Linked DNA regions of Homo sapiens: all the other regions are linked to region 1. Evidence: chromatin loops called from intact Hi-C (ENCODE). Cell type or tissue: Caco-2. All regions are shown on one strand.

What was found. A loop is a pair of places that touch in the nucleus more often than their neighbours do. Peaks named below come from ENCODE experiments on the same cell type or tissue, not always from the same donor. Only the 100,000 strongest peaks of a DNase experiment are listed, where the experiment ranks them.
Region 2: a loop joins it to region 1, with 2.6 times the contacts of the local background. A loop is called at or near these places in 15 of 110 quality-filtered maps.
Region 3: it touches region 1 in a loop (14-fold over the local background); 103 of 110 quality-filtered maps call a loop at or near these places.

The regions. Positions count from the first base shown.
Region 1 is chr3:4,708,440-4,716,439 of GRCh38, forward strand. ITPR1 (inositol 1,4,5-trisphosphate receptor type 1) reads left to right here. Exons shown (of 62, transcript NM_001378452.1): 38 at 1,886-2,034; 39 at 3,318-3,429. LOC124906210 (a long non-coding RNA gene) reads right to left here and starts at 1,913. Exons shown (of 3, transcript XR_007095797.1): 1 at 1,830-1,913. In Caco-2, a CTCF peak has its summit at 3,123 (motif pointing right); a DNase peak (open chromatin) is centred at 3,132.
Region 2 is chr3:4,882,837-4,890,836 of GRCh38, forward strand. It overlaps LOC124906209 (a long non-coding RNA gene), which reads right to left and starts at 4,783. Exons shown (of 5, transcript XR_007095795.1): 1 at 4,315-4,783; 2 at 2,887-2,952. In Caco-2, no CTCF peak of the experiment used is centred here; no DNase peak of the experiment used is centred here.
Region 3 is chr3:5,053,931-5,061,930 of GRCh38, forward strand. No RefSeq gene overlaps it. Among named protein-coding and RNA genes, the nearest start is that of ARL8B, 64 kb to the right of the region's middle. RefSeq lists an enhancer at 1,457-1,516. In Caco-2, CTCF peaks have their summits at 4,057 (motif pointing left) and 4,263; a DNase peak (open chromatin) is centred at 4,051.

The DNA.
Region 1 (8,000 bases):
AGAATTTCAGCCTTTATCATAACACAACCAGTTCTTAAATAACAAAGAGAACCAGTTCTTGATTCCTGATGGAGTGCTTCCTGATCCCACTATGCTTTTAGAAAGGCGGGAGGGATGTTGTAGACTCCTCACTCCATGAGCATACAGTATTTTCTCGCCTGCTCAAATGAAACAAACTATCTGCAATCAAACATGCTGGTTTCTTGTGCTCTTCTTAGATTTATTATGCATATTCTTGGGAAGTTAAATGAAACGCGTAGGTGGGCAGTACTGTTCTAAGGACTTGGCCAGTGACGTAAAGGATTTGCATTATCCAGTTATTTACTGTCTGAGTTTTTGTGGTTGATGAGATTGCCTAGTGCAGCAAAAGTTGTAATATAAGAAATTCACTCGCAAACAGACCACTTCTATAATTAATCCCCATCTAGACATCCTTCTCACTTAATGCTAGCATCTTTCCCCGCCCATTGCTTTGCCATCTTTGTTGATGTCTCCTTGATTGCTGAATGCTATACATTTGACAGTACAATGCAAATCAATTGCAATGTAAAGTTCAAACTGTGCAAAAGATGCAGGATTTCATGAAATACATGAACATGATAAGAACAACTTTAATCCTGTGTAAATACCGTAGACAAAGATTTGCCAGAGTCAGGATCAATAACTATTGAAGAGAATATTGACTGGGTGCTTCCAAAAGGGATGCTATGGGGGGAACTGATAAGAGCCTCAGAATTTTGCAGAAATGACCCTTTTTTGACTGTGCTGTGAAAGTCAGTATGAACTAAGGGATGTTGCAAAGTACCGTCTTACAGTCTTGTTGGGAAAATTGCCCCACTCAAAATTATTTGATTGATTCATGTATCTTTATGCATCTTAAACCTTACTGAGTGATTACATTCATCACCCAAATTGTGTTAAATCTAAGATTAAATTATCTTCATGTCATTAGTTTCTGGATGAAAGATTAGTTAATTCTTTGTCAATCCCAACTGGGTCCCAATTTAAGCAGCTTTTCCCATGCAAATGTCCTTGGGTAACCAGGCCTTCCTGTATTATCCAACGTGCTGTGTTTGGCCCCTGTCTTAGCCAACATGCCTGTAGGCAGGTTCTGAGTCACCAAACCATGGAGCAGGCTTTAGCATCTTTTGAAGATAATTTCTCATCTGTTTTCTATCATTTGCCTTCAAATGGTGTTTGTTGTGTTGGTTTTGCTGCTCTTTCAACTTCTCTCTGTTTTCCTTTCCTACAGCTATGTGTTTTGCATTTGAAGACCATCATGCTATCAGGGTACATGTATTTAGCATGTTGATACAGCATGTTCATTCATTGGTGTCCTCATGTTTGTATGACTTTATTATGTGAATAATTCATGCTCATTGAAAATAAACAACACTGACAAGTATTTCTATATAGAAGAAAATCAGAATCACCTGTAATCCCACCACCCAGAGAAAACCAGTAGTAATGTTTTAATATTTGATGTTTATCCTTTAGCTAGATATTGATGATGTTTATAAAAATAGGATTATTATTGTTTGACCTTTGTTATGCCCATGTCATAGACATCTTTCCATGTTGTTAAATTGATTTTTTGCGTCATATTTTAAGCTACATGCAGTGGTACCTTGAGTAGCATAAGGGCCACCTTGAAAGAAGGGGTGGTGGGAAAGTTGACTTGTTTTCACTTTGTTTTCTGCATCAGAGGCTAATGTTTCAGGTAACCATTGGGCAATGTCTAATAATTTGAGATGCCAGACGGTACTAAAGTTACTCTAACCTAGCCTACCCGTGCATCAGTGTTTTAGGGCAGAAATCAATGTCCTCACCCTCCTGTGGTCAGCGTCTGCCTGAGCCGTTGACTGAGGCTGTGTTTCCGTTTTAGGACATCGTCTCCGCGCTGGAGGACCGTCTCAGGCCCCTGGTGCAGGCAGAGTTATCTGTGCTCGTGGATGTTCTCCACAGACCCGAGCTGCTTTTCCCAGAGAACACAGACGCCAGAAGGAAATGTGAAAGTGGCGGTTTCATTTGCAAGTAAGCGGCCTCTCTCTCTGGGGTGTTCATTTGCCAGAACCTTGATGACCTCACAAAGCTTTTGTTCCCGAAGAAGGAGACGTTGTCCTGTTTTTTAACTTTGATGAATGCAAGGTCATGTGCTAAAGTCCTGTTCTGACCTCCCCAAAGTAAGTTTGTCTATTAAATCCTGCTTACTGACACTTTTTTGTTTTGTTTTGTTTTGCTTTGTTTTTTGGTGAGAAGTTCTTATTTTCACTGCATGCCCATTCATTCATTCATTACAGTGCACCCACCGTGTGCTGTGGTACAGACATAAAAAAGCCATGATCCCTCAGCCCTCAGAAATCTCAGATCTATCGTGACCTCACCATCTTTTCCTAATAATTTTGTAATTTCTTAGTTTATGCCTTGTGCGTAATCTGTAAGCAACAAGCAGACCCATGGTTAGAAATCTCCATTAGATTTTTGCCCCAAGGCCGGACACGGTGGCTCATGCCTGTAATCCCAGCACTTTGGGAGGCCGGGGCTGGTGAATCACCTGAGGTCAGGGGTTCAAGACCAGCCTGGCCAACATGGTGAAACCCTATCTTGACTAAAAATACAAAAATTAGCTGGGCATGGTGGCGGGCTCCTGTAATCCCAGCTACTCTGTGGCTGAGGCAGGGGAATCACTTGAACCCAGGAAGCAGAGGCTACAGTGAGCCAAGATCGCGCTACTGCACTCCAGCCTGGGTGGCAGAACGAGACCTTGTCTCAAAAAAAAAAAAAAAAAAAAAAAAAGAGATTTTTACCCTAAGATTAGTTGTTTGTTTAGCTTGGGGCTGGACTCTGCATGTGAGTTTCTTACTTTTCTGGGCCCCTCTAAGGACAAGCTTGTGCATAAGGGAACTGTGTGTATTGGCCTCAACCATCATCCTCATGAGTTGTTTTTGTTTTACAGTGTTGGCATATTTGACCCATTTTACTGGCAATTCTCAGTGGATAAATAGCCACGCTTTATAAACGAGCAGGTCTGAGTGGACCTCTGTCTCGGTTCTCCTCTCCATATAATCTCTCCATTGTATGTGGCTGACTCCTGCCCAGTGAGCCTGTTTGCTGTGATTTACCAGCAGGTGTCACTATTGAGACACAGTTGCTAACTGGCTGTTCTCAGTGCAGGGAATGCCCTGAAGTATCTTTAACCTGAGAGCTCTTAATAAATATTTGTTCATTAACGGACTAGTTAAAATAAATTGCTTGTGAAGTCTTTTTAATTTAAAATTAGCTTCAAGGAAGTAATCCGTGGTTTTCCCCCCATTCAGGTTAATAAAGCATACAAAACAGCTGCTAGAAGAAAATGAAGAGAAGCTCTGCATTAAGGTCCTACAGACCCTGAGGGAAATGATGACCAAAGATAGAGGCTATGGAGAAAAGGTACTGCATTTTATTTTCATGGTCAAACCAGGTTTTACTATGAAACTGAAGGGAGGGACCTTTCAAAACCCACCTTAGCTCAGGCATTACTGACTGAGGGGCTAGCTTTTTTTAAAAGAAAGAAAGAAAGAAAGAAAAAGCTGTTTATCCTGCCGTTAAAGGGAGCTAAATCATATGACTGTCTTTTTTAAAAGTCAAATATACTTAGTCGTCTCTTATAGGCTGATTGCCACATAATCTAATGTCAGAGAAGTGGTAATAACAAGATTTTCCATCTATTTAAATTCCCAGTGAGGAGCAAATGCCTCTTTTGTATCAAAGTATGCGTTTCTGATTTTTAGGTTTCAGCCAAGCATACCTGTGGGTTTACTTGCCTCGTTCAGATGAGCTGTTGCGCAATCCTTTCAGTGCATCAAGAAACGCCCTCCACTTCTAACTGCAATTAAGGCAGGCATACACGTCACCACTTCTGAGGGAGATTGGGAAATGGACAGTCCCGTGACCTGATTGTTCTTAGTATATGCAGTGAACAAGGATATACCAGATCCATTCCTTACACCTCTGATGTTGGGTAGAGCAGGACAGAAACAATGTCATTCCCTTTCCTTTCAGCCCCCAGCAACAAATGATGGGCGTGAATTGAAATCTCACTCATTTTCATTTGAAGGTAATAATGTTCAGTAACGGTCAGCTAGCTACATTTAGCAACAATTTCTGAGTAGGTGAATATGCTGATATCACTGACTTATCAAAATACCCAGTAAGTCATTTTTCAGCTCTAGGAAGAAGCCTTGATAATTAAATCAGCCTGCCTTGTCAAAATCGATGGTGGCAACCAGATTGTCACAAGTATAAATGTCTGCAGGAATGTTGCTTTCTAACCTATCTGTCATTAATATTAGAGCAATGTTACTAGTGAGACTCCTTGGATAAGAAAACAGAAAACGGATTTTGCAGTTTCTTAGTTTATACCACGGGGCATAATCTGTAAGCAACAAGAGTTCCATGACTAGAAATGTCCATTACATTTTTTAGAAACTAATTAGAACATAGGTTTCTGTAACTCAGTAGGAATTTTGCAGAGAAAACCTGCCAGACAAGAGTTTATAAATATAAATGATGGAAGTGAAGACCCCTGGCAAGGTGAGAAGTGCTGGGATGGCCTGTTCATACCTGTATAGGCACCTAGTAGATCTCTTAAAAACAAGAAAAGAAAAAAGGTGGGGGGTACGGGGGAAGGCTGATGGCAGAGAATACACTTACCAGACAAATAAATATTAACCATTTATTTCACAAGATCTTCATTTCTCTTAAAGTGAGTTTTCAGAAACATTTATAAAATATGAATCTAGTTACAGAAACTTGCTCTCCATAAAAAAGGTTAAATCCACCAAAGCTGAGTGAATATTTTTGCATCCATGGGCATAAAACCTGATTTTTCAAATCTGGAGACCACAATTTTCTCTTATTTGGAATATCTATTTCTTTCCATAACCGAGGTATTTAAAGTAAACTTCGGTGCCTCTATTCTAGTGACTTACAAGTTGTGATTATACATGCAGTTCCCTGCAGTTGTCTTTTTATAACCTGGAACGTAGAAGCATTGTCCTGGAGTTTCCTGAGTCTCTATTGCCTGGCGGACAAGTATGTCAGGGTCTTTGAGGCTATGTGGAAGGTGTGCTGCCCTGCTCCCTGCCCCTACCCATTAGTGCCAACTGGGAGAGCATCCCAGACCCCAGGGGATGCCGCATGAGAAATGTCGTAATGCATGTTATAAAGCTCATGGAGAAAGAAAGGGCATAGGGTTGAGAGGACCCTCAAAGGAGATCACTTGGAAAGAGTAAATTATATCACAGTTTTGTAGAGGTTCCTGGGGTCTAGCTTAAATCCTTTTCAGCTGGTGAAGAAATCAGTCACACCTAAGCAGAGAGGCTTGGAGAAGAGATGGCCTTTCTTTCCAGTCTGGTTAGGGCTGTCATTCCCATCCATGAATGTGAACAAACTATAGGCCAGCAAGGAAAATGCCATGAAAGCAAGGAAGATGCTCTAGAAACCCATGTTAGCCACTCCAAACCTGCAAGACTTGTCGTGCTTCTGGCCCAATGCTTGACTGCCAGGAAATGCTACTTAGCCATTCCTATTAATTGAGCTTCAAAAGAGAGAGAAGGAGAACAAGGGACACTAAAGTATTTCTGTCTCCTGACCTGGTAGCTGGTATTCACTTTGTCTGTCTCACTAAGGCTTTTTGAAGATGCTTTTTGATGGTTTACTGGCTGCCCCGTTTGACTAAAGAAGCATGACGCACAGGGCAGGCCGACTTTTTCAAGGGCAGAAATAACCCGGAGCCAAAGAACTAAGCTTTCTCAAGCAAACCAGTTGGCTTGAGTCAATATAATAAATGAGGTGTTCTTTGGCCTGGGTGCTGAGGACGACACCACGGTGAGTGTGGAGGCCGTTTCCCTCCTCCCATCCCTGTTTTCTGATGAGTGGCCTCTTATGGAGCTTGTCCCATGACTGACACTTCCCTGGTGATGTCCAGAATTGTTCTGCTTCTCTGCCCTCTCCTGAGCCTTCACCGCCAAAGAATCGGATCTGGAGGGGCCCTGGCATGGCTTCTTCCAACTCTCCCTGTGCCTACGAGGAGGCTGGGGCTAAGAGCTGAGAGACTGCCCGAGGTCACGTGTGAAGTCTAGATGAGATCAAGACTACCGTCTGGGTTTCCCAAATCCCTGTGAGGTGTCCTCTCCAGCCTCTCCTGAGGTGGTGTCCACCATGTGTGGGCTGGGTTTTCTTGCCTTTTTTCTAAGCGATAATCCTTAAAGATGACGAGACGTAGGTACCTTTACCCATCTTTACTTTTTCATTCAACTTTAGTACTTAGTCAAGGTCACAGATGAAAAAGAAAGTTGACATCATTCTTTATTATCCTGTTCAAAAACTTTGGCGTGCCTGTTTGGGTCTCCCTGCCTTGGGGAAGAAAGGCCATGAAGAACTGTCACCCATATTACCAAATAGACTAAAACATGATAGAATCACTGTAAGACTGACCTACACTTTTTAAAAGTCATGGATATTCACTAGTTTCCTAGATTATAAGTTACAATGATAACATTGATCGACCTCTTGTCATGTGCTAGCCACTATACTAAACACATCTGCCTTATCTCAGTTCAGCCTCAGAGATAGATACCACTATTGTCATTAACTATTTTATACGCAAGGAAGAGAAAACATAGGCTCTGAGAGCTACAGAATTTGCCCGGGGTTACATAGTTAATTACAAGGCAACCTGGCTTTCAAACCCAGACAGTCCGATCCTAGAGTCCTAGCTCTTCACCACTGCATTATCAGTGAACAGATGGACACCATTTGAGTGTTTTGAGGTCCACCTACAGGTTGAACCTGTAAGTTTCCTTTATGTTACACGATTATGTAAACAATAGTGGGCATTAGCCCTGAGAGCACTAAATGTATCAAAACTTAAACATCTAGTCTTCAGCTCATTGCTGATTTTTCACACAGTTGAGAACACTCTCCAATAGACGCCAAGTGCATTTACAAAGTGTGATTGTCCCAAGGTCATCCAAAACCTGTAGTTTTGGTCAGTTCCCACACAGAGGAATCAGACTAGTGAGTAGCAAGTGGTTGGTTCACTTGTCTGGGTCCAGTGCCCCCAAGAAGTGCCTGTTCAAGAACTATCATGGCCGGATATGGTGGCTCATGCCTGTAATCCCAGCACTTTGGGAGGCCGAGGCGGGTGGATCACCTGAGGTCAGGAGTTCGAGACCAGCCTGGCCAACATGGAGAAACCCCGTCTCTACTAAAAATACAAAAATTAGCCTGACGTGGTGCCACACTCCTATAATCCCAGCTATTTGGGAGGCTGAGGCAGGAGAATTACTTGAACCCAGGAGGTGGAGGTTGTAGTGAGCCAAGATTGCACCACTGCACTCCAGCCTGGGTGACAGAGCAAGACTCCATCTCAAAACAACAACGACAACAAATTATCACATATGATGAAAGGTAGGGGCTGACTGAAGAAGATGGCCAGAGATTTTAATCATGACCACTTAGGAATAAAAAAAATCTTTAATTCTTATGTCTCTAAAATGCAAAGGACCACCAATGCATATACTTCTCAGATCGTTAAATATAAAATAAATATTAAAATTATCACCAAAATAATGATGAAATACATTTTTGCATGATGCTTATAGTGTCTTTTGGTCCTGTGTATTCAAAGTTAATAAACTTTAAAATTATATCAGGACTTTATAAACACTCTGTGTGCAATGCCTACTAATCTCTGCTTTTAATCTACAGTTTAAACCATGTCTGTGTTGAAAAGAAAATAACCTCCCACAGCTAAATAGCTCTAAAATTTAATCTGAATCACTCTCTAACTCAGAAAATCTTCAAGCCCCTAGACCCTGCTTGAGAAGGAAACATAATTATTTTATGTATTATTAATAACTGGTTTTGTTTACTGTGGGTTTTTATTATTAAACTGCTGTTGACTTAAGTTATTACTCAAAGAGCTTTGGAAAGAAATTCAGAGGCCAGGAATTAAT
Region 2 (8,000 bases), 170 kb after region 1:
GCAGTATGCTACCTTTTGCGTAAAAAGAGACAAGAAAAACTACACTGATTTGTATCAACCCAATACTACCTAGGAAAAAAGATTTGTTGGTATGTGCTAAACAAACTATGTTTACATATACACATAATAACATCAGGACCAGGTGTGGTGGCTCATACCTATAATCCCAGCACTTTGAGAGGCCAACCGGGGGAGGATGGTTTGAGCCCAGGAATTTGAGACCAGCCTAGGCAACACAATAACACCCCATCCCTTAAAAAATTAAAATAAAAATTAGCTGGGCATGGTGGTGTGCACCTGTAGTTCCAACTACTCAGTAGGCTGAGGTGGAAGGATCACTTGAGCCTGGGAGGTTGAGGCTGCAGTGAGCCGTGATGGTGCTGCTGCACTCCAGCCTGGGCAATGGAGTGAGACCCTACCTCAAGAACAGAAAAAGAAAAAAGAAAAGAACGTCAGGTGTGCAGCTGTCTGTGTGTGTCTAGGGTGGTTGGGAACTAGGTAGATGGGGTCAGGGTTGTGAAACAATTTTTAAATTTTCAATAATATGCATATTACCTGTTCAAAAATTAAATCAAAACCAATATTTTTCCCTAATCTAAGCCTAGATGATATTTACTTTACTTCTGATTATGTATCTCTTTAATGACACATTCTTTAAAATTATATGTTGTGCTAGAAATGTAAGATTAATTAGGTTTGGTTGAAATTCATTATTGAAAGAGTAGGTTACAAAAATTAATCATATTCTTGACACTTCTTACTCAATTTTGGCTTTCTTTGTATAATTCTTCTTTATACTTCTACTTCAAATATAACCCTTCTATGTTGCTTAGAAATCTGTGAGAACATTCACTGATCAAGGACCCTAACCTTGTCACTGAAGAATTTTAATCAATTTGAAGTTTTTATGAGCATATAAACGTGTTAAAGTTTTTTTTGTTAAAGTTTCATTCTTTATCACGTACATGAAGTTCTACTAAAGAAGTTAATTGGCCATCTGCATTTCTTATCTATTTTTCCTCTTAAAGTGGAATATAAAATCCTACTTTTATCCTAGGATGAAAAATCATTCCTTCAAGTGGTAAGATGTCTTCAGTGCATGCAAGGATATTTTCCTGACTGTATAAGATTCTCACCAAACACCACCATATTTCTTTTAGAGATCTTTTACTTTGTATTTAACAAGAACTCTTTTTTTCTTTGACACGATTAAGGTTTTATTCCAGTTAATCGCAAACACAATTTAACCTTCAGGAGTTCCCTTTTAAAAAGTTTGCTCTTTCACTTCACTCATTATACATCCTCAGCCCACCCTGTAGATGTATTTTGGAACACTTCACATAATTATTAAGTAATTGTATCATTTGTTCTTTCATGTTTGTCTTCTGGTAGCTTCAAGGATAGGAACCAAATCTCTCCTATTCACCGTAGTTACAGTCCCCATGCCCCAAGAAGTCTAATGAATTGTCTTGTACATAGTAAATTCTCAGTATGCAGTATATTTGTTGAACAAATGAATTGCCTTTGTCTTAACATCTTAACGTCTATTAAAATTACAAGCTCCTTGAGATTAGAGACTGTTTCAAAGGAGTTGGTTTGGTATACAGCTAAAACAGTATAGAACCAAATTACATACTTAATTCATTTATCATGAATGAAGCAATCACACATCACTGGCAACAGTAATATTGACAGACCCATAATCAACATCCTTGAAGTAACAGAACATTGCTGGCTTGACTAAAAATAATACAAATTTCAAATTATATTTTGTGTCAAATAATTCTGACAATTTTTTATGCTTCACTGAGAATATTAACCTTTGCAATGAGGTGTTATCCACTTCCAAGATAGGTTCTACATGACCTATATGAAATAGAGTTTACCTCCAGTAGGCAGTCTTTTCATAAAGCCCAGCAAAATAGTGTGAGGGTTGGATACTAAAAGCATTTACAGTATGTACAAGTGGAAAAAGTGTATCATCCATTCAAAACTGTTTAATTTTCCTTGGGTTGTTATAATGACAACTTCCTTAACCTGATAACAGATTTTTAAAAATGTAATCATGTATTTATTTTATGGTTTGCACAAGATGTACCTTTAGTACATCCAGATTTTCATAACCCGTCAAACAGTTTTTCAGTATGTGTTATGGCAGGATATTCTAGAACTGCCAAGAAAAGTAAATTCACAGAGCTGCCTGCAATTCACTAACTATAACAAATTAGCATAAGCAGCTCCATTTTAGAAGGCACGGCTTTTACAAGTTACACAGAAAAATAATGTTGGGTTTGCATTTCTATCATTAAAAACTGCCCTTGCCATGAATGGTTACACTGTGAATATTAAACACAGCCCAGATAATTCAGTGTAGCTCGTCTGTTTGAGGTGGAGCTCCTTAATGAAACATTTGGTTATGATCTGAAGACTAACTAGGAAAACTAGCTAACAAGCACCTATTTTTACGGAATTTTTTCTACTTTAAAAAAAAAAAACGCATATCAAATAAAACCTCTCAACACTTGTCAGCTCTCCTGTGAACATACCATATAAATGGACTGGCACCGGCTGCCAGAGAAAACGAAAGGCCAAATTACTCTCTCCCACCCATGCTGTGAAGTTCAGAGAGAAATCTGTCCTAGACCCAAACCACACAGATAGCATACAATGCACCATTTAGCAAGAATGAAAGAATGGATAAAATTCTTCAGATTTCTCTGCACAATAGCAAAGATCTTATTTTGTTAGTCACCATCACAATTTAAAAGGCCTCTGGTGGTTGCTCACAGAACAAAACAAAGGTATTTTCAAATATCTAATTTGCTTAAGCTCTGTTCATTCTGGCCAAAACTCCAAAAGGCATAAAAACTGTGGCTGCAGGCTTACCTTATTCCAAACATATCCGCAGTGCCGTCAGTTGCCAGTGTCATACTAAAGAGGTCTCATCAGTACCTAGAATAAATCAATCAAGGAAGTGAATTTAGAGTCTGGGTTTTGATTCTGGGAAACATGAAACTGTTTATAACCATCCTGGGAATACTATTTTCGAGCAACCTGGGCAATATAGTGAGACCCTGCCTCAGAAAAAAAAAAACATATCTTTTTACAGAACGGAATACACTATTGGCCAGCTTCGGAATTTTGTGAATGCAGCTGCTTGGAGGGCAGGACCTTCGTTCACCCCTTCCACTCCAACCCGTGGAGAAGGTTGAAGGGACTGTCAGTGCCAGCCTGCTTTATGGTGGGCGAGAGAGTGTGGGGATGGGGGCAGAGATGCAAACTAAATAAGGTTTAAAGAGAAATTAGAAGATGCCTGTCCTGCCATGGACCGTCACAAACAGGCTCTTATTTTTCTGTTGGACTCTAAACTTTAATTTACCCACGTATTCTCTCTTCCTCAAACTCAGAATGTTAGACTTACCCTTCACCCTCCCTCGTGCCTCCTCCCCAAGCACTTTCCCACAGGTATTCCCTATTGAAACACAGGTGGTTGCCCATGCTGGAAATTTGGAAATGTCCCAGTTACAGCCCTTTTCAATCAATCACCAAGTCCAGGTGAATCTACCTCTTTAATAACGTCAGTGTTTCCAGTTTTGTGCATCCCTACAATGGCCACCTAATGCAGCCCATTCTGGTCTCTTTCTTGGATTTTGATAACAACTTCCTAAATTATCTTCCCACCTCCAAGTTGTTACCACTCCTTTCTGGTCTTTTTTATTTTTTTTTTTTTGAGACACGGTCCCACTCTGTCGCCTAGCCTGGAGTGCAGTGCAGCAAACACTGGTCACTTCAGCCTCAGCCTCCAGGGCTCCAGCGATCCTCCCGCCTCCTGAGTAGCTGGAACTACATGCGTGCGCCACAATGCCTGGCTAATTTTTGTATTTTTAGTAGAGACGAGGTCTTGCCATGTTGCCCAGGCTGGTTTTGAACTCCTGAGCTCAAGTGATCCTCCCACCTTGGCCTTCCAGAGTTCTGGAACTACAGGCATGAGCCACCATGCCCAGCCCCCTTCTAGTCCATTTTTTTTACACCCACATCGATTCTTCCCCCGTGCTGATCGTATCATTCCCAAACTTAATATCTGACATTCAGAGTCATCGTGTTTTTTCCCCATCTTATTTTGACCTCAGTTTACCTCTCTCGTTTTATCTTGAGCCTCTTCTGCGCACAAACACCAAAACGCTCTACTTTTTGGTTGCCTGAGAGCAGCGTACCAGATCAAAACCTGGGAACTTCGTATTTGTCCTTTTCTCTCTGCCAGGAATATCGTCCTCTCCATTTGCCCAATGAGCCCCACCTCCTCATCATTTTTACCTCTGTGGAAATCCCTTCCTTCCAGAAGCCTCCACTCACTTCTGATGCCAAGGAGCTTCTGCGGCGCCCTGCACGCACCTTTACAGATGCAGGTGGCTGTTTCCTGTGTTAGACTGCAAGCTCCCGTGAGCTGGGTCCATTGCTCATCGTTGACTTGGCCTGGCAAATAATGACTTGGCCTGGTAAATAATCATTATTTGGTAAATAATGATTACACGAACAAATGTAACTAAGACATCCAGATACAATCTAATGCATTTCATGCAACTCGTGTAACCAAGTGAGGTTTTCCAGCTGTTTCAGCTTCTATTATAACTTACATTACAGAACTGGGGTGTCCCAAGCACCAGATTATAAGAATCACCTGAGTCACTTGACAAACTAACAGCATCCTGTCTCTTAAAGAGACACACGGGAAACTGGTAAAAGTGAATCTGAAGGAAAAAACTGGTGATCAGAACCAGGAATACACTTGTTTTTCACTGCATACCCTTTAGATTTGCCTTGAGTTAAAAAAAAAAAAAAAAGAAAAATACACACACAAACACACTCTCTCTCTCATTTAAAATAAATATATTTACTTTATATATCTTATATATTCATATATTGCTGGAAGAATACACAAGAAACCAACAACATTGAGCACCTCCAGGTAGGTGAATTGGGATACTGAGAGAACAAAGTTGGGATAGAGACTTTATAATGACACTCTTTTATACCTTTTGGAATTTCCCATCATTTTAAATGTATGACCTGGTCAAAAAATTTAAAAATTAAACAAAATCACAGGCTGGGCACAGTGGTTCATGCCTGTAATCCCAGTGCTTTGGGAGGCCAAAGTGGGAGGATCACTTGAGCCCAAGAATTCAAGACCAGCTTGAGCAACATAGCAAGATTCCATCTCAACAACAACAAAATTTTAAAAATTAGCCAGGTGTGGTGACACATGCCTGTAATCCCAGTTATTTAGGAAGACAGGATGGGAGGATCGCCTGGGCCCAGGAATTCAAGGCTGCAGTGAGGTATGATGGTGCCACTGTACTCCAGCCTGGCAAGACTCTGTCTCTTAAGTAAATAAATAAATAAATACACAGATTTTCAGACCCATCCCTGGATGTTCTGATTCATGAAGCTGGAAGTGGGGCCTAAAAAAATCTGTATTTTTAATAAATTCCCTGGGTAATACCTATGATCAGGTAAGTTTGAGGAACACTGTTAAGGTTGGACTTGATCTTAGAGATCATCTAATCCAGTAGTTCCCAAACCTGGGCATCATCCTTGACTTAATCAGAATGTCCAGGGAAGGGTCCAGGGAAACCAGTGCTTTAAAAAGTGCTCCCAGATGATTCCAATGCAGGCACTGGCTTGCAGCTTGCATTGGGACCCATGACAAGAGTGCCATCCATCACCCAACCAATACACGAATTGCTTCTCAGTATCGTATGCACAGAAATGTCTCCATCATTATTGCAGCTGGCCTTCAAAAGAGCCCTTGGCGACTCTCCCTTCCTGGTATTCATGCCTTTATGTAGTTTCCTCCCACACTGAGTAGGGCTCACCTGTAGAACCCATAGGATATTGTGGGAATGATGGAGCGTGGCTTCCAACACTAGGCTGTCAAAGATATTGTGGCTTCTGCCTTGTTCTCTCTTGGCTTGTCTGCTCTGGGGAAGCCAGCTGCCATGTTACGAGGATGCTCGGGGGCCACATGGTGAGCAACTGAGTCCTCCTGCCAATCACCAGCACTGACTTGCCAGTTACGTGAGTAAACCCTGTTGAAAGTGGCTCCTCCAGTCCCAGGCAAGCCTTCAGTTGACTGCAGCCAGGGCTGACATCTGGACTGCAATCTCATAAGAGATCCTGAGACAGAACCACCAAGCTGCATCACTCCTCCATTTCTGGCCCATTGAAACTGAGTGAAGTAGTAAATGCTTAATATTGTTTTAAACTGATAACAGGGTTTTTTGGGGGGAGGTGGGGTGCAGGAGATTGTCACACAGCCGTAGATAACTCATACAATCATATTTTCCCACAAGTGCATTTCTTACCAGTGGCCCCATTTCCGTTTCATCTCCCGTCTGGAAAAATATTCTCTTCCCCAAGCCTGCAAGTAAGGTATTATAACATATTTGCTTTCACAGGTTGAGTGTTAGTTTAGAGTGCCATCATGGGGCTTTCTAACTTGGGCAGCACAACTTCTCAAATACTGTCAGTTAGCAGTGGGGAAACTCGTCAGTCTTACTTCCTGTGGTTCTCTGTGGCTTGGCTTGAGTGGATGGGGAAAAACCAAATGATCTTTTTTTGTGGTGATGAAGTGCTGAGCCCTTGTCCACTGTAGGCCCAGTTCTGGCATTCTCCATGCCCACTGAGGCCTCTCTCTGACCTTTCCCTACACATAGAAGGCAGGACAACTGTAAATGCTCTTTAGCTTGTGATGTGATGTCTGTGCATTACATCTGCCAGATTCTGGATCTTGACCTGAAAATATTGGTTTCTGTTTTGACAGAGGAGATGGGCACCTGATTTTCATCTGGAAAATGATATGTGTGCAACATTGCCAGTATCAGAAAGAGTATTTCATATGCAATTACCCTCCAAGCCCTAGGAGGACTTTAAGTCCTTGGAAGGAAGCCAACCTACTCACTGTCCTTGATGTCATCTACAAAGTCAGAATGGTAGAAATCACATTAGACTTCACTAACGAATCATCAGCCAAAGTCTTAAAACAAATATGTGCATTTGCTTCATGCCAGCTCTTCCTTTTTTCTGCCAGTTTCTGACAATTATGGTCACTTAGCTTTGATCTCACCGGACACCTGATTATTTAAAAAGCCAAAATCCTAAACCCACTGGTGTTATTCTGCTTGCAGATAAAAGCAAAGGTCCATTTGTGAAACATCAAAAGGAATTAGGAAAATGTGGGATGTGTGTTGCTTGGTGTTGCCTAGCAATATGGTTAGGGCACAGGAATCACAGAGAGGATGAAATTCACAGCCACAAGGAAATCATATTATTCATAATAAACACACACACGCACACACACATCCTGACATCTCTGCAAGAATGTTATAAACTGAGTACAGAATTATAGTCACAAGTAGAATAATCTTCGGAGCACTGAAGAATAAACATTCTAGTTGATTGGTTGCTTATACTTCAATGTCTATATGAGTACATCACTCACTTAAATGCAAAAGCATTAAATGCCTGTGAATGGAGTTTACAATATGTCTCATAGACATGAGCTCTGTCAGTATAAGTAAAACATACATTTTAAACCAAATATATTAATATGTAAAACGATAGGACAGAGTATTTAATATATAAAAACAACTTTAAGCTCTTTCCTCACCCTTATTTCAAAATATCTACGTTTACCATGAATGTTCATAAGGGCGGTGGTAAAAAGCATGACCATCAAAGTCAGGTGCTTGTTTTCAAATCCGGACTCTGCCTTTTGCCATGTGACCATGAATGGGTTATTTAATTTCCCTAAACCTGCGTTTCCTCATCTATCAATTTGAAATGATTGTACTACTAAATTTATAGGGCTGCTGTGAGGATTAAAATAAAGGAATCTGGCCGGGTGTGGTGGCCCACGCCTGTAATTCCAGCACTTTGGGAGGCCAAGGCGGGCAGATCATTTGAGGTCAGGAGTTTGAGACCAGCCTAGCCAATATGGAGAA
Region 3 (8,000 bases), 350 kb after region 1:
CTCTGCCCGTGTAGCTGGAATTACAGGCGTGTGCCACGACGCCCAGCTGATTTTTGTATTTTTAGTAGAGACGGGGTTTCATCAAGTTGGTCAGGCTGGTCTCGAACTCCTGACCTCAAGTAATCCACCCACCTCAGCCTCCCAAAGTGCTGGGATTACAGGTGTGAGCCATGGCACCCATCCTGCTTCTCTTTAATTCTTATTTGTCCAATTCTTAGAGGGGAGGAAGCAGGCCTGCCCTACCTGTCATGGGGCCGCAGGTTTTCATGTCAATGGAGTGCTCCCATGGGAGTGCTCCTGAGCCCTCCTCCCAGGGATTTCTGGTGCCCGGGAGCACTCTGTCTCCTTTGGTCTCTTCTAACCATTGCTGGGGCTGCGTGGCTTTCTCCCAGGGGCTCAGCTGCACTCCCACGTGCTGATCCCAGTGCTTCCTTGCTCAGAGATTTCAGAAGCCTTGGTTCAGTTACTCTGGTGATCTGACTTCCTCTTCTTGCAACTAGCACTGCCTGTGATCTTGTGTCCCAGTAAAAAAACCAAGTCCCCTCTTCCTACCTCAGCTCCAGTAACAGGCTCCCCCTCTTGTTTTCGTTCATAGTAGTGAGAACGGCTACTTGCCATAGGTCCCTTCTTCATCAGTTCATTCAACTAAAGTTGATTGTGTGACTTGGTGTCAAGTACTTACGGGTACAAAGGTGAGCAAAGCTGGAGAGGACCCTGCCCCTGAGCGGCTTACAGGTCACCCATGCTAAGCACTTTCCCTGTGATCTCACTAAAATTTCGCAACAACTGTACTCAATATGGGCTGTTATTTGTGCCCATTTTATAGATGAGGAAGCTGAGTCAAAGAGAGGTTAAACAACGGGCCTGGCTGGGCACAGTGGCTTATGCCCATAATCCCAGCACTTTGGAAGGCCAAGGTGGGCAGATCACTTGAGGTCAGGAGTTTGAGACCAGCCTGGCCAACATGGTGAAACCCTGTCTCTACTAAAAATAGAAAAAAAAATTAGTCAGGCGTGGTGGTGGGCGCCTATAATCCCAGCTACTCAGGAGGCTGAGGCAGGAGAATCTAGTGAACCTGGAAGGTGGAGGCTACAGTGAGCTGAGATTGCACCACTGCAATCCAGCCTGGGTGACAGAGAAAGACTTTGCCTCAAAAAAAGTACAATGGGCCCAACCAAGGTCACACTTCTCGTCAGTGGTGGAGCTAGAATTTGAACCTCTCTGATCCCATCTGATCCCATAGCCCAAGTTCTTTATAAAATTTTAAAATATGTTTTATTTTATTTTTTATAGAGACAGGGTCTTGCCATGTTGCTCAGGCTAGTCTCAAACTCCTGGGCTCAAGCAATCCTCCCACCTTGGCCTTTCAAAGTGCTGGAACTATAGGGCATGAGCCACCATGCCTTGTCCCAAAACTTAAGTTCTTAACGAGTGCTCACTGTCTCCTCCACCCATCTCTTTGTCTGTGAATTTCTGGAAGTATCCTGAGACTGTGATTCTTCTATAACTGGGGCCTTGTCTTGGGAGTGGAACCCTGCTCTATACCCCTTCCTCTTCTGTGGCTACAGCTCACCTTCCTGTTCTTACATACCCTGTTGTGTCCTGCAGGGCCTCTCCGTCCCACTCATCTCTTTGCCTAGTTTCTTCCTTTTACAACCTATTTCCTTAGCACTGTGTGCTCTTTGGAGCTGGAGTTTCACCGGGTGCCTGAGGCTCAGCCTATAGCTCAAAGGGGCAGTTGTTTTTTTCTTTCCTGGAGGTATCTGCAAGTCTTCACAGTCCACTCCACTCGCCTGCTGCTAACCCTTTGATTCCAAGCTGAGTGATAGGGTATGTGGTAGGGATTGTGGTAACCCAAGGAACTATTGAAAGACCTGAAGTTCTCCTACAACTTATGACTTCAAGGAAGTGTTTCTCAAAGAGGGTGGTACCATCCTTAGGGGATGTTTACTTGTGAGGGTACTTTTGGTTGTCACAGGATTGTAGGGGTGTGGCGGTGGAGATGGGGAAGTCTGATGTCCTATTTGCTTTGAGGGCCAGTGAGAAACTGGCTTATGGGGCAAAAACGGACTTGTATCCCCCAAGATTTGTAATGTCCTACCAGACATTGTGCAAGTAAAAAACATTTTTCATTCTCTGAACCTAGATCCTAACTCTTTTTTTTTTCATATAAACACAAACACCAAACTTCCCAGGAATGCTGCTACTGTGGAAATAGAAGGAAGGCCCTCGGACTTCACCATGACTTGTTTGCCATTTTGGAAAATGATGTCATTGACAGCAGCACCACCCTTGGAATCTGAGCCGATAGTGCCATGCAATTGTACCAGTCGTCACTTACAGCTATTTCATTCATGGAGACTTTAGGTATGCCTAACTGACCATTATTTTGAAATAGCAGATTTAAAGTAAAAGGGTCAGCAGTATTTTTTGAATATTGTCTCACTACTCTGAAATTCAGATGCACTTATTTAAAGTAGATGGCAAACATCTGACTACTTCACCATCTTCCTGTACGGTCAGAGTCATGCTTGAAGATTTTCATACTGAAATACATGTTGTTGTACTATAAGTTATTTTCATTTATTTCTCCTTCATATGACAGCCAGGACTTTATATTTATTTTTAGATATTATGTGTATCAGTAGATTTTACTATCTATCAGGTTCAATTCAGGGTAGCAAAGGCAATGCTACAAAAACATTTCTCTTAAGAAATTGGCTGGGTGCAGTGGCTCATGCCTATAATGCCAACAGTTTGGGAGGCAGAGACGGGTGGATCACTGAAGGTCAGGAGTTCGAGACCAGCCTAGCCAACATGGTGAAACTCCGTCTCTACTAAAAATATAAAAATTAGCTGGGCGTGGTGGCGCATGCCTATATTCCCAGCTGAGGCAGGAGAATTGCTTGAACCCAGGAGGCAGAGGTTGCAGTGAGCTGAGATCGCACCACTGCTCTCCAGCCTGGGCAACAGAGTGAGACTCTGTCTCAAAAAAAAAAAAAAAAAAAAAAAAAAAAGAAAGAAAAAAAAAGAAATAGGGACTGTGGCCAGACTAAAAACCAGAGTTTTAAGGAAATGAAATTACTCTTTTTTGCAGACATTTGTGCAGGTAAAAAACTTATTTTTTGAACCTAGATCCTAACTCTTTTTTCAATATAAACACAAACATCAAGCACTACTGTCGCCACTGCACTCCAGCCTGGGCGACAGAGCGAGACTTTGTCTAAAAAACAAACAAACAAACAAAAAAAGAACTTGAAGCCATATTTTTTTTGGTGCTGGAATTTATACACGAAAATACAGGACGATCCCATCAAAGCTTGCTTGGCAATCCATGTGGAAGCATGGAGACCAAATCAGAGGCATTGCCAGTGTCCAGGCAGGAGAGGATGGCAGCTTGGATGACGGAGGTGCTGTGGAGATGGGGAGAAATAAGTGGATTTAAGATGTCTTGTGGAGGTAGAACCAATAGGATTTGCTGATGGAGTGATGCATGCGTGTGTGTGCGCGCATGTGTGTGTGTGTGTCTGTGTTACAATGGGATCACTAAAGCGTCACACCTAGGATTCATGCCTGAGAAACTATGTGGAGGGTAATCCTATTTATAGAAATACGGAAGATGGCAAAGAACAAATTTGGCAGGCAGAGGGGTCAGGGAAGTGAGAGTTCCTTTTTGGTTAAATTCCTTCTGAAAAGCATATTTGACACTTAAGTGGGGTGTCAAGTAGGCAGTTGTAGTTCCAGGGATGAGTTTAGTCTGGAGGTGTATTAATATATTTCAAAGTAATCAACATATAGGTATATTTAAAGCCGTGGGAGCAGACATTGGATGGTGGCTGTATTTTCCAGTTTTTAAACACCTTTATTGCAAAGGTTTTTGAGCGATGAGAAAAAGAACTTAAAGAAAGGAAAGGGAGAGAAAGAATGCACCAGTCTATATTACACATAGTCTACGTCTTGCAACAAAACAAGTTTTTGGTGTCTGCAAGCAGCTCTTAGCAGAGCCTTGAGTACATGTCTATGAGATACGGGGCATGCACACCACCTGCTGGTCATTTCTTCGCATTTTCTAACACACCCTTCAGGGCAGAAAGAAGTTTCTAGTTTGTCAAAAGTATGAACTGGGCGGGGCACTGTGTGGCTCATGCCTGTAATCCCAGAACTTTGGGAGGCCGAGGCAGGGGGAATCACTTGAGCCCAGTAGTTCTAGATCAGCCTGGGCAACATGGTGAGACCCCCTTCTCTACAAAAAGTAATGATAAAAAAAAAAATAGCCAGGTGTGGTGGTGTGCTCCTGTAGTCCTAGCTACTTGGGAGGCTGAAGTGGGAGGATCGCTTGAGCCCAGGAGGCAGAGGCTGCAGTGAGCCGTAATGGCACCACTGCAATCCAGGCTGGGTGACAGGATGAGACCCTGTCTGAAAAAAGCAAAAGCAAATGAAATATGTGTTTGAATAGACACCCAGTGGAATCAGTAGAACATTCTGCCTGCACCCCTCCACCCATCACTAAATTTTTCATTAATCTACTGCTGTGAATTCAAAAGGGAAAACAGGGAATATGCATTAGTAGCACAGGTCTGGCTGTCTTAGAAACATTCTGTTTGGAATGAATCAGACAATGTGGTGTTTTGTATTTTCCCCCTCTCTCTGAGATGGGAGACTGTATCAGCTTATGGGAAGAAAGTCATCCCAGTCAATGAATAATCAAAGGCAAAGCCAACCAGATGATAAATCTTGGCCTTCATCCTGAGAAGCCACCCACTAAGCAAAGTTGAATAAATCTGTTCAGGCTTAGCATATTTTTCAGGGCAATTGGTTGCAGTTTTCTCAGACTCTTTGATTGGCTAACCTTATCTTGGGCCAATTCCAAGCTAATAAAACAGAGAATGAAGTAAGTTCTGATTGTGGCTTAAGTTTCAGGGAGGAGACCATAGCATTAGCTTTGACAGTATTGGGAACAGAGAAAAATGTTTGTTCATGCCTTTCTATCCTGAATGCTGAGAACATCTGGGCTTCTGTTATTTTCCCAGATGGTTCCCTTCTCCTTGGAGAGGGCTACAGGTGACTTAGAGAGCACATCACAAAATATCGTGTAATTAAACTAATTATGGCTCTGTCAACGCAGGATATTAGCATTTCAAATTATGGGATTAGGAAGCTGTGAAGATGGACAAGAGACACTCTCTGGAAATGGTTAACTGTGTGGATTTAGAGTGAGGAGATCTGGTTTCAAGTTTTTTATTTTCTGTCTTTTTTGTTTGTTTGTTTTTGAGATGGAATCTCGCTCTGTTGCCCAGGCTGGAGTGCAGTGGCAAGATCTCAGCTCACTGCAACCTCCACCTCCCAGGTTCAAGCAATTCTCCTGCCTCAGCCTCCCGAGTAGCTGGGATTACAGGCGCCTGCCACCACTCCTGGCTAATTTCTGTGTTTTTAGTAGAGGTGGGGTTTCACCATGTTGGCCAGGCTGGTCTCGAACTCCTGACCTCAGATGATCCACCCGCCTCAGCCTCCCAAAGTGCTAGGATGACAGGCGTGAGCCGTTGCACCCGGCTGGTTTCAAGTTCTAACATCTCCACCTATCCACTGTGTGACCTAGAGCAAGTGACTTAACATCTCTGAGCCTCTGTAAAATGGACATAATGCTACCCACCTCAACAGATTGTTATGAAGCAAAATAAGAAAATGCCTGTAAAGAACCAAGCACAGTGCCTGGTATGTCATGAGGACTCAAAAAAAAAAAAAATAGTGTCTAGTGTTTAGTTCTTTAGTGCAGTATAGCTATGCTCCTGAAAGAAAAAGTCCATGACATAGACTTTTTGTGTCCCCCCACTGTTATAGATTGCATTGTGTCCCCCCCCCGACACCGCCAGTTCATATGTCAAAGTTCTAACTCCCAGTACCTCAGAATATATTTGGAGATAGGGTCTTTATGGTGGTAATTAAGTTAAAATGAGGTCATTATGATTAATCAGCGTTATTTCAATATGAGCTGTGTCCTTACAGTAAGAGGAAATTCAGCCACAGATACAGAAGGAAGACCATGTGACGACAAGGAAAAGACAGCTAGTTATCTGCAAGCCAAGGAGAGAGACCTCAGAAAAAAACCAACCCTGAAACTGTGAGAAGTACGTTCTGTTAAGCCGCCCAGTCCATGGCACTTTGCTGTGGCAGCCCTAGAATACTCGCACATCCAGCCTGCCTGGTACTCAGACATTCATTTTTCTGCAAGTATTTTTTATGTCATCTTCCAGATCGTGAAGATATATGAGTGAATACACAGTTTCCATGCTCACGCAATATATGTTCTCATCAAACACACAAATAAGATAATTCCGATTGACAGTGCGAAGGCCCCAGGGTATATGTGAACTTGGAGGGTTGAAATAACAGAATGGAAACCTGTGTTGATGGAGTAGGTTGAGTGAGGGAGAGGGAATATGAGCTAAGGCTGGGGAGACCAGCAGTGTAGACCCAAGTCACCAACCACATGTTTTTTTATGCTTGTTTGATTTACGGAAAGCCATAACTAGAACTCAATTCTGCTAACTCTCTGGCCACCAACGTTCTCAGAAATGCCATTGTGATTCTTGCTAAGTGGATCTAGTGATACTGTGGGCTCCGTGAGACACTGCTGATATCCCCCTTTGGGAAAGAAGGACAATCCCCCAGGTGCTGGGAATTATGCCGGAAGACAACCCTCTGCTGCCAGCCCACTTTGGGAATTGCATTAGCTAAAGAAAAACTGCCTCGCCCAGGGTTGTGCTTCTTTCCAGGGCAGCCCACATCCAGTGACTGGCAGATGTGGTGACTTAATGACTGACCCTCTCATTCTGACTCAAAACAATTTTTTTTTTTGAGATGGAGCCTCACTCTGTTGCCTAGGCTGGAGTGCACTGGTGTGATCTCAGCTCACTACAACCTCTGCCTTCATGGTTCAAGTGACTCTCCTGCCTCAGCCTCTGGAGTAGCTGGGATTACAGGTGCCCACCACCACGCCTGGCTAATTTTTGTATTTTTAATAGGGATGGGGTTTCACCATGTTGTCCAGGCTGGTCTTGAACTTGTGACCTCAAGTGATCCACCCGCCTCAGCCTCCCAAAGTGCTGGGATTACAGGCATGAGTCACCGTGCCTGGCCTGACTTGAAACAATTTGGAAGGGCCAGCGCAGCTTCAGAGCTGCCTATGCAGTTGGCTGAGATCTCTGTTGAGACTGCCTGACAGGCCAACTTCTCCATGTGTCTACTCCTCCTGTCCTGTCTCTTCCACAAGCATTGTCCTCAAGAGCACTGCCCAATAAGCATCCTGCTGCAAGTCTTCACAGAAGCTGCCTCCCAGGAACCCCACCTGTGACAATGTCCCTACTGAAAATTGAGCATGGATGAACCAGCAAACTCAAGAGATCTTCCAGGCAGCCCAGTGCGAGAATGGCCACATACCAGGCAACTATGAGGCAATGAGAGATGGAATAGGATTTTTTTTTTCTTTTTTCTTGAGATGGAGTCTCATCCTGTCATCCAGGCTGCAGTGCAGTGGCATGATCTTGGCTCACTGCAACCTCAGCCTCCTGGGTTCAAGCGATTCTCTTGCCTCAGCCTACCAAGTAGCTGGGATTATGGGCACGCACCACCACTCCTGGCTAATTTTGTATTTTCAGTAGAGACAGGGTTTCACCATGTTGGCCAGGCTGGTCTCAAACTCTTGACCTCATGATCCACCCGCCTTGGCCTCCCAAAGTGCTGGGATTACAGGTGTGAGCCACTGAGCCTGGTGAAACAGGACTTTTAGAGGAGTTTATGACTCCTCTGGGAATGCTCGCCATACCCACAATCCCTTCAGAGTTGTCCCTTTTGCAGGGGCTGCCACAGGACCCTGCAGCTGGGGCTCCAGCTGGTTAGACCAGGGATGAGAACTTGTCTCAAAAGCAGTGGCCTCTAGGTCAGCCAGTAGCCCAGAAGGGAGCCTTTTGCAAGTGCTTTGTCTAATGGAGGATGTCTGTTCA